2 separate regions of the Homo sapiens genome follow, and region 2 is linked to region 1. A link is a contact called in ENCODE Hi-C or POLR2A ChIA-PET data. All regions are on one chromosome and are shown on one strand. Each heading gives the region's core, a stretch centred on a gene start or an enhancer-like site at or near the end of the contact. The rest is flanking DNA. Distances are from core to core; before and after follow the strand shown. Region 1 overlaps MAOA (monoamine oxidase A). Region 2 overlaps MAOA (monoamine oxidase A).

Region 1 (5,342 bases), core at 1,703-4,202:
ACATAGAGAAGAAAGTAGACTGTGGGTTTTCTTTCCCCATGGCCAAGTGCTGAGCAGATGCTTCCTGCTACAAAGACTATGGCTATGGTTCCTGCCCCTAACTTGCCAGAGCTCTCATGCTCTTTGCTCATCCTCAAGTGTGGTCCTCCAGCCTCACATCAGTTCTGTAGGTCCTCTCATTTCCTTTCAGTACATTCCCTCTTGTTAGCCTGAGTTGGTTTCTATTGCTTGGTACCAAGACCTCTAATATGAAGATGGCTCATTCATTATTAGAAACCATTAACTTCATTTCATTGTGTAACAGCCAAAGTGCTAAGAGAAGCAATGGTGAGTAGAGGTGAGTCCCTAGGAAATAGACCAGAAATAGGTAGTTTATAAGGCCTTATTTGCTAATTTATTTTACTTTAAAAATCAATGCCTTGTAAATGTTCATAAGGCCAAAATCTTTTCTACCAGTATAATTTGCATGATAATTTGATTTTTTTAATTAAAACATTTACTTGTAGAAAGTCTACTGCATGCACTGCAGAATACTGAAAGCTGTATTGGATTTTTTAAAGGGCTAAAACAAAACTTCTGACCATCAGGGCAAGGACACAAGACATCACAAACACGTGTAAGCACACCTCCTAACTGAGTAAGAATATATGGCAGCCATTAAGTGACAGAGAAGTAATTTTCCCTTCCACATAGCAAATTCAAATAACCTTGGCAGAATATGTGATCTCGTTTCTTATCTGAAAATGTTATGTTGTAACGCTGCAATACAACTTTTTGAGACTCCAAATCCTTTATCATCATCACCACCATCATCACTAACATTTATTGAGATCCTTCTCTATGCCTGACACTGGCTAAAGCCCTTCATATGCATTATCTCGTGCAATGCTCACTCCAACCCTGTGAAGGCAAGCGCTATTGATATTTCCATTTTATAAATAAGGAAACTAAAGCCCAGCGGCAGTAGCTAGTACATCATAGAATGGAAATTTCCTGCTCCCAAAGCCTTTGCTCATAAAACATGCTTTCCTGCCTCCTATACAGTTGATGGAATGTGGAGATAGGTTTGTTCTAGAGGCATTTTTAAACTTCCAACTTTTTCTTTCCCAAAAGAAAGAGAACTTTGAAATGTGAAACTTAGAAATCTTCCACATGTACCTTTTCTGTTTCTAAGGAGTAAAAATAGAGACTTAAGAAGCTTCAGGGGTGGAAGACGACCACTGAGGGAACATAAACAGCTTTGGAAAATGCTAATACATACTCTGAGAGAAATGGGCAAAGACATTTTACATAGAAAACAAAAATAGCTATGGAGAAGAGAGGGGCTGAGGTTAAGTAATAGCTCAGGGGCAGCCTCAGAGCAGCTGGTCCTTGTTATAATTCCTCCTTTAACTGAAATCTGGAAAAATCTACATTTTCCTCCATAAAATGTACGTATAGTCAAGGAATAGTCTAATGCAAAACTGATCTTTGCTTTGGAAAAAAATTTTATTAAAAAACATAAATATTGCCCGGGAGGCTGAGGCAGGAGAATTGCTTGAACCCAGGAGGCGGAGGTTGCAGTGAGCCGAGATTGCACCACTGCACTCCAGCCTGGGCAACAGAGCGAGACTCTGTCTTAAATAAATAAATAAATAAATATTCTCAATAGTCTGGGAACATAAAGAAAAGAATTATAAATATAACTCAACAAAATGTGTCCCACATTCCTAACGAAGTTCTTCACAGAAAGATGCCAACTTGAGTATGATTTCACACAAGGTCCAAAGACCCCTTGATCTGAGCCTTGATAAACAGTGGTGGCAGGAGAAGTAAAGAGTTCAAGGAAAGAGGAAAATCTGGCCTGGCAATCATTTTAGAAATGGGAGCCACGGAATATTTTAAAAGAAGAGGCGGTGGCTCACACCTGTAATCCCAGCACTTTGAGAGGCTGAGACAGGCAGATCACCTGAGGTCAGGAGTTTGAGACGAGCCTGACCAACATGGCAAAACCCTGTCTCTACTTAAAAAAATACGAAAATTAGCAGGGCGTGGTGATGGGTGCCTGTAATCCCAACTACTTGGGAGGCTGGGGCAGGAGAATCACTTGAACCCAGGAGGCAGAGGTTGCAGTGAGCCGAGATCACGTCACTGCACTCCAGCCTGAGCGACAGAGCACGACTCTGTCTCAAACACACAAACAAACAAAAAAACCCGTCTCTACTAAAAATACAAAAAATCAGCCGGGCATGGTGGCAGGCACCTGTAATCTCAGCTACTCGAGAGGCTGAGGCAGGAGAATTGCTTGAACCCTGGAGGCGGAGGCTGCAGTGAGCCGATATCGTGCCACTACACTCCAGCCTGGGCGACAGTGCGAGACTGTCTCAAAAGAAAAAAAAAAAAAAACAACAAGAAGACCATAAAGGCCCATAACATAAACTTCTTTGCTGTTGATAAAGGATTTCATCAATTAGTTTCACCCCTATCAGTTTCTGGCTTCTCTGTTCTCGTTTCACAGAAAACCCAAACCTGCTAAAAAGAAATGCACATATGTGGGGAACACTTTTGCATGTGTGAATCCCTAAAGTAGTGCAGTAGGGGGGCCTGGAAGATGTCTTTTGGCTGAGTGAGAACTGCCTGACAGTGTGGACCCTCTCAGTCTCCAAAATGTGGTTCTATAGTATTCTCACCAAGGTGTCAGCAGTTTCTCAATACTAAGCCACTTCTCAGTAAGGAATGCCTTCATGACCTAAGAGGGTGAAGCAGGGGCTCTGGGAATACTTCCAAATGATTACTGCTCTTTAAAATTAAAGGAGAAAAATCTAGTGTAATGGTCAAGTTCATTTTGTACCTACACTCTGAAAGCTTACTAGTTTTCCAAAGTGGCCTTTAATCTCTAAAGGGCAGTGTCTTTGATACAGCAGAAATTGTTTATGTCAAGCAGAACGCAATGTCCCTGGAACCGTGCCCCAAAACACTTAAGTGACTTTGAGAAACTACATCTTCAATCTACTAATGTTCACAATAACAGGAGACTATTGCCAGGAGATGGCAGTTTATGGCTCCCACATAATTCTTTATTGTTGGTCCTATAAGATAAGCTAAGTTTATAGTAAGCAAAATAGCATTTCCTGATTGGCACGTTGGAGAGTTTGATCTCTCTGTACTTTTATATTTGAGTTAAGCAAAAGGAAGTGAGTGTTATTAGAGTATCATAAGTCACTGGGGAAGCTGCCAAATAGCCTTCTTTAATCATCTGGAAAATAAAAGAGTTATCTTCCAGATTAATTTAGAAACATGCCTGTACAGCTTATATGAATACCTTGAGACCCTTCTAGTCCCATTGTTTTGTGACAAAGCCTGTAAGATGAATCTTTTGATGATTTCTTTTCTATAGTTTATAACAATGCTTTAAATTTTAAAATCATCTAAGAAGAGACCCATTAAATAGGATGGTAGTTTTGTGTTGTATTAATAGTTTACAAAAGCATTATCTTCCTCTTTCCAAATGCAGGTATCCAAGCTCTCTTCAAACATACATAGCTTCACTCTATCTAGAAAAAGCCTTCATACCCTACATGGAGACGTCTGTCCTTTTCATTTGTCATCCTCTTTGCATTCTTTTAACAGTCCCACTCAAATGATGCCCCCATTGCCTTCATATCCTTCTGTTTTCTAAAATCTGACTTGTATCCTCAAAAGTCCGTGGATGCCCTTTTCTCTATGGTCACCAATGAGCTCCTTTTAGCCAGATATGAAGGGATGTATCCATCCCATTAGCACTTGGCTGCATCTGACACCACCCCATCAGATAGTGCTAGTTGTCCCAAGCCTCAGCCTAGTTCCCCAAGACCCCTCCTTCTATGATCCACTGAATCCCCCAGAGTCTGATCCTTAGCCTTTTCCTTTCCTTCTGCCCACCCCTTTCCCATTTCCCTGGGGAACTCATCCACCCTCAAATTTGTTATTATATTGGCACAGTCTTATGGTTTACATTTTTCATGCCTCTGCTCCATGTTTATGAATACCAAATTATCTATAACCTCTCACACCATTTCAAGGGCTGGCAGCACATTCCTATGTGTTTGCTTATGACCTGACACTTCATATTCTCAGCCTCTGTCTCAAGACTTGTACAGCTACCAATGCAATGGGCGCCTGAATTGTGTAGTCCTATCTCTGGAAAAATAGAACCATTAAACTCAGATATAAATGATGCCATACCATCAATAATGAAGGGTTTTATTTGTTTTTTTTGACAGGATCTTTCTCTGTCACCCAGGCTGGAGTGTAGTGTTGTGATCACAGCTCACTGCAGTCTCAAACTCTCAGGTTTAAGTGATTCTCCAGCCTCAGCCTCCCAAGTAAGCTGGGACTATAGGTGTGTGCCACTATGCATGGCTAATTTTTGTATTTTTATTTATTTATTTATTTATTTATTTATGTTGTAGAGATGGGGCCTCACTTTATTGCTCAGGCTGGTCTTGAACTCCTGGGCTCAAGTGATCCTCCTGTCTTGGCCTCCCAAACTGCTGGGATTACAGGCATGACCCACTGTGCCTGGCCCCAACAGTGAAGGGTTTTAAAAGAAATTTATGTCATCTTCTCCAAGGGATTCTAGTTATATACAGAAATTACAAACAAAACAGTTAAGATAGAAACAATAATGAGTTCTTCTGGCGGCTTTTGTGTAATTAAAGATAATTGACAGAGTTTTTTAAAAAAATAGTTTTCCTCTTTCACAGATGCCATTAACTCAGGAGAAACAGGAAGTGTGAAAAAAGATGAAAATATCACATTGTGAGGACAAATAGCTATTTAACAGCTTTATTAACATATCATTCACATATCCTATAATTCATCCATTTATAGTGTACAATTCAATGGTCTTTGGTATATTCACAGAGCATGCAACCATCATCACATCTCATTTTAGAACATTTTCTTTACCCTGAGAAGAAGCCCTTAATTATTAGTAGTCACTCTTCTTTCTCTGACACTGCATTTTGAAGAACTGCCAAACTATTTTCCAAAGTGGCTGCACCATTTTACATTTCTACCAGCAATGGGTGAGGTTTCCAATGTCGCCCCATCCTGCACAACACTTATTAATGTCTGCCTTTTTTATTACAGCCATCCTGTTGGGTGTGAAGGGATATCTCATTGTGGTTTTGACTTGCATTTCCCTAATAACTAATAACATTGATCATCTTTTCAGATGCTTATTGATCATGTGCATATCTTTTTTTTGGCAAAGTATCTATTCAAGTCCTTTGTCCATTTTTGAATTGGGTTGTTTGTCTTTTTATTATTGAGTTGTTAGAGTTCTTTATATGTTCGGAATACAAGTCCTTTATCAGATA
Region 2 (5,342 bases), core at 1,490-3,989, 34 kb before region 1:
TAAGAAGTGAAAGAGGAAAAATACAAATAAGCTAGCACTGAGACTAGATGTCTAGAGAAGTCGGAGGGACTACAAGTGGTCAGGAGATTCCTGAGGCAGCAGACCACAAGATGTCCCCATTCTGGTCTGAGGGTCTGCATGCCGCTACCCCCAACACTGCTTTCCTTTACTATTTCCTGATCCAAAGTGGAGGCTGCTTCCTCCAGGAGGCTGTGAGCCTCTAGGCTCTGTAATGACAGTTCACCATTGCCTAAGGGAAGAAAAAGGACAGTTACAGGCTGGGCCTTCACCTACTCCACCTCCACAGACAGAAAGTCAAATGCTTTGTTTCTGAAATCATCATGTATTTTGCATTGAAGGGAATAAAAACAGGACACAGAAATTGTTTCTGATGAGCACATCACGTTTAACTTTGTGAATTTCAGAAAGTGATCACAAGGCTTTATTCTATCAATTAACATGAGTTGATCTACACTGACAAATAAGATGGAGCTTGATCTTACTGAAATTAATTAGGTGATTCTTTGAATTGTTTTTACTTTAACAATGATTGGAATTAAGCCAAAGGTAGTTAAATCCAGTACACTTAAACATGGCCCAATGACACAGCCTTTAAACTTGTCAATATTTTCCTCTTGGTGGTATTGAAAACCAGTGAGCAGAGAGCATAAGAACAGAACTTCAAGACCGTGGCAGGAGCTTGTATTTGTACAGCACAAACCCCAGGGCAGTTACTGATGTGGAAAATCCAATGATCTTCAGCAGGCCAGAAACAGAGGGCAGGTTCCTTTCCCAGAAGGTGTGGGTGATTTCTACCGCTGGAACGTCCTAGATGAAGGAACACAGATCATGAGCAAAAAACTCATGCTGACAAGGAGGAACAAAACACTGCAAGATCCATGCATGGAGACCCCTGGGATAGTTGCATCTATAATTAAATCGGAGGCTAGAAGAAGGGAGATGTGAGTTTTATGTTCCATGATTGGTCTAAGGAGAGATAGTGCCCAGAGTCACCAAACTTACCTTTGATTCAGGTTCTTGTACCCAGATATCTTTCTCGGTCACCTTCCCGAGACCATTTAAGACCTGAAAGAAAGTCACCATGGTATTATGAAAAGAGGCTGTATAGTTTCTACAGATTCAAGGCCCTGCTAGCCACAGATGAGCCCCATGAGTGAGGGGCAGAGAAATGGACATACAGATTCTATCAGTGTCAAGAACTAGCAAGACCAGATGCCAAAAACGTTGCCGTGACTCGGGAGGGAGAGAGCCTGGGCTTTCCTGCTTACCTCCCTAGCTGCTCGTTCTCCAGCCTCAACTGCCCCTTCCATGTAGCCGCTCCACTTTGTGGCAGTCTCTGTGCCCGCAAAGAAAATCCTGCCCACGGGTTGACGAATCACCCTTCAAGGGAACCAAGAGGTTACACAGAGTTACTTGGGAAGGTGGGCAGGGTAAATGAGCCAATCACTGCCCTCATTTAGTCTGCAGAAGGCACAGAAATTCAGACTGTTTAAAAAACACCCGTATGACTTAGCCCAAGGTGAAAGGCCACTTTTTGCTTTCTGGATCTGCATAGAGGATCTGAACTTTCAAGTCAGGGAGAATCAGGCCATCAGATCATCAATCATTAAAGGGGATGTTGATCTTTTCCAAGCCAGCCAGAGCTGGAATATAAGAACATGTATTCAATCCCCAAATCAGATTTCTTTGCTGTTTCCTGTTGGCAGTCCATTCTTCTCCCTGTCCTGTCTTTCTCGGGGGAAGGTGCACTCTTCTTGAAAACAGCCACAGATCCAGCTTTGCAGGCACTCCCAGTGTGTCAGGAGGAACTGCAGTGGCAGGTGGGAAGACAGGGACGTCAACTATCATTTCTGGCAAAGGAGAGACCTGAGACATTATATGGGTGTGTCTCTTTAAGAAAACAACCTCTGTACAGTTAGCTTCTCTGAACTTCTCTGGGGACTGGCTGAGAGCAAGGAAATGGGTCTCCTCTTACAAAGAAGGGCTGGACTGAATGGACAGCTGTCCCCTCCAACTTTTTGGCTTTGACTCCTGCCATGTCCACAGCTAGTTTCATGAACTCTCCCAAGCTGCATGTCCTGCCCCCCACCCTGATGGCCTTCATCTCAACCCGTTGGCACTCCTTTTTCCAATTCCAGAACCCTGGGTTTCATCTATTCCTCATCTTAGTCTTGTCTTCTAGACTTCTACTTTGATACCAGAACTAATCCAGTTCATCAATCCTGCTATTGTTAACAAAGGCGATCTGACTCAATTAAGAAGAAAAAAAAACAGACTAAAAACTCCTGTAACGAAAAGGTTAATAAATACTTCCTCCTTTTCAGTGGACAAATGTGACCTTGTATTAACTTTCTAGCTCTGTTTCTCTGGAAACCAGATGAAGGTGTAATGCCATCTATGGAGGCAACACCATTTATGCTAAAAGTGCCTCCCCTCCCATCCCCACATTAGTGAACTGCATCCAGGCTGGGAGGACTCTAAATGAATTGTAAATACCTGGTAGGAGGCTATCACTTTGGGCTTCCCTGAGTGTGGTGTCTCTTGTAACTGAGCAAGTCTTATAACTGAGCAAGGTACCGGACACTATGCCTATGAAGCATAGAGATAATGGCTCCCATGGAGCAAGGGGCTTCTAGGTCAAGGTGGACCCACCCCACGTGGATGTCATTTCCTCACATCTCAACTGTATACAGTGAGGACTCTTCCCCTGAAGAGGACTGTCTGCTGATGCTGCTCTGTTGGCAAGACAGAAGTGTTGGATAAACACATCCAATGTCCTTCTGTGTTGACTGGTGCCAAGGAGCCTAAGGCAGTCATGTGAGACTAAATGTCAAGTTGAGCTCACGAAGTCCCCTTGGAGGACACTGTAGCTTGCTTCATTCTCACAAGCACTGTTCACATCTGAAATCCTCCCCACTGTTCTGCTATTGTTCTGTATGCTGACAGCTATTGTTCTATGTAATGACATCCTTATTTTTCTATGGACATCCAGAAATATACAAGTATTATCTAGGACATAAGAAATGGGGATTTTGACAACTATTTCTAGAATTTGCATTGAACTCTGCTTTTCCTTTTAAATTTGGCACAGGTCTTGGATTAATTGGCGTAGTGCTTGCGTAATACCTTCCATATTGAGTCATGATCCCAGGAGGGAAGTAGGCCGTGTAGCAGCCCCCAGAGTACTGCTCCTCACACCAGTTCTTCTCTTCATAATGCACTGGCTGCAGTTCAGTGGGGAAGAAAATACAAAAGAGAAAACAAAGCTGAAATGCTGCGAGTCAATAATATCGTTGCTTTAACAAAAAGTTTACATTAAGAAAATAAAGAAAATCCTGTTTTTCTAACTCACTTAAGGGGAAACATGATAGTACCAAGCAATGGCCTTTTGTGAAGTACCATGTGGCAAAACATGTATACTTTGCTCTTCCCATTTTCTTGATTAGGGAAGACATGAAGTATTCCAGTATCTGGGAGAGAGGGGTATCCATCCATCCATGCAGATTCTGAAGTCTTTAGAGCTAAGTCTATAGGAAACCCCATCAACAATTCAGCTTGTGGAAAGGTCTGCTCAAATCTCTGGAGTCCCTAATAACAGACTTTACTTCCCCATCTATCAGGCATTATTGCTAAGGAAAGGGTGGGAGGGAGGAGGCAGAAGACAAACAAATGTCTAAGAAAGGCTTTTTTCCCAGCCACTTTTCTAAGCTGGAAACATGTATGATGGGAATTCCACGAAAAAGCGGCAATTAAGATGAAAACTATTTCCTAGGGGACATGAGAGAACCTTCTCTAATTTCCCTGGCACATTCAGAAAGTTTATTATTTGAACAGTTTAGAGACAAGCCCCTGAAAGAGCGCTCAGCCATTCTATTTTTTTTTTCAAAAAGACGTAATTTCATTCTCCTAATTGCTTTCAGTGGTGGATTGAAAGCACTGATATTCCTAAATGAGTTGTGAATTGAGTTCACACATGGAAAAACAAATTAGTATGACTTTGACCTGGGAAGAGACTCTAGATTCAGTCTATCTTGTCAAGTACATACTACTTTGCCTTCACCAACAAATGATAACATATCTGGAATTTAATTGTGCAGCAGGTAAGTGACACTGACTGGGGGCAGGACTTCTGTTCTAGGAACCCAACTCACCCATTCTTGACATAATCCCTGCAGCTCTAGGCTCTCATTACAATTGGCTGCCAGTTATCTAGTGAACATTTAAACAGCCCAAAGAAGTTGCTGTGTCAGAAATTCCATGCGCCTAATACCAGCTTTTAATGACCTTTTGTGACTGCTGAAGTTTATCCTCCAAGTTAAGCATATCGCTTTATACTCTCTTCATAAGACTGTCAAAAAATCAGAATATGCTTTGCTTTACTACTTATAGTGAACAGAGAAGAACCTGCTAGGGATTAAAGCTGGGAGTTTCTTACATGTAAAGCTTCTTGGGATCCCAGCACTTTGGCATAGAGCTCACAGATTTTCTTCTTCCTATAAAACAGAGCCAAAAAAAAAAAAAAATAAAGTTAGGGAAGGAGTAACTGATGGGTATAGAATAAATACAGTGAGTTCTAGAGCTCTTGGTATCAACCAGATTTATTACAGATAAATTAAAATCCATGGCCTTCTGTAACTGCACAAATGAACATTTCCATGAATCCCCGCACTCAAATTAACTTTCAATGCCTCAGTAGTCATTTAATTTGAGGATTCAATGGAATTATTCTTTTCTTTTTTTACATTTTTGCCTCTTTCACTACCTAATATGATATCTTCTCGAGATAAAAATGGGAAAAATGAATTCAATTAAGTTTAGCCAGTCTTAGGAACTGATTCTATATAACTTTTCTGGAATACGTAGAGTTCTAAAATGATCCCTTTTATAAGTCTATAGTATAAGTGATGGTGTCTTTTAACTATCCTATACTTGTGTTTTAATTACCTACAAACATATAAAGCTCATTTCATCTTTTAAGCATAACATAAGATATGCTATACAGAAAGTATCTACAGTCATTTCAGTCTAGGAATTTGTCACTTGATAGAATGGTCTGTGGACCACAGTATTTCAAAGTGTATCTGAGGGATGGGCAAAATATGCTAATGTTACCTCAAACACAGCCTTTGGTTATTCTCATAATTCATTATCTAAATGACTAGCCCAGAACATGGTATTTTCATGTCTGAAAAAGTTAGTGGTTGTACTTATATAAACTCTTTTTGAAACGAAATACATTTTAAACTCACAACTACTCATGGTGAATTTTTTTAAAAGTCTAATTTACTAAAATCACCTGTTTTAGAAATTAATGGTTTTAT

Evidence for each region. A loop is a pair of places that touch in the nucleus more often than their neighbours do. ChIA-PET counts read pairs that join two places held with the same protein, here RNA polymerase II (POLR2A). Pooled maps may share reads with other maps.
Region 2: a loop to region 1 is called in a map of gastrocnemius medialis, with 3 times the contacts of the local background. The contact joins two enhancer-like sites. A Hi-C loop is called at or near these places in 4 of 168 maps with a recorded cell type or tissue (Right ventricle myocardium inferior, gastrocnemius medialis, heart left ventricle and 1 more), 1 of 37 single-sample maps with no recorded cell type and 7 of 50 pooled maps. POLR2A ChIA-PET finds 5 or more read pairs at or near these places in 2 of 52 experiments (MCF 10A and OCI-LY7).

The regions. Positions count from the first base shown.
Region 1 is chrX:43,705,706-43,711,047 of GRCh38, reverse strand. The region is part of intron 3 of MAOA (monoamine oxidase A); the gene reads right to left. Among named protein-coding and RNA genes, the nearest start is that of MAOA, 52 kb to the right of the region's middle. Within about 2 kb of position 2,952, at least 13 of the 41 ENCODE cell types and tissues checked have a DNase peak (open chromatin) inside an H3K27ac peak, as active enhancers do; they include gastrocnemius medialis and heart right ventricle, where a contact is called at or near this core.
Region 2 is chrX:43,739,853-43,745,194 of GRCh38, reverse strand. MAOA (monoamine oxidase A) reads right to left here. Exons shown (of 15, transcript NM_000240.4): 11 at 4,457-4,514; 12 at 3,148-3,245; 13 at 1,290-1,401; 14 at 1,024-1,086; 15 at 1-828. The coding sequence ends at 682. Among named protein-coding and RNA genes, the nearest start is that of MAOA, 86 kb to the right of the region's middle. Within about 2 kb of position 2,739, at least 6 of the 41 ENCODE cell types and tissues checked have a DNase peak (open chromatin) inside an H3K27ac peak, as active enhancers do; they include gastrocnemius medialis and heart right ventricle, where a contact is called at or near this core.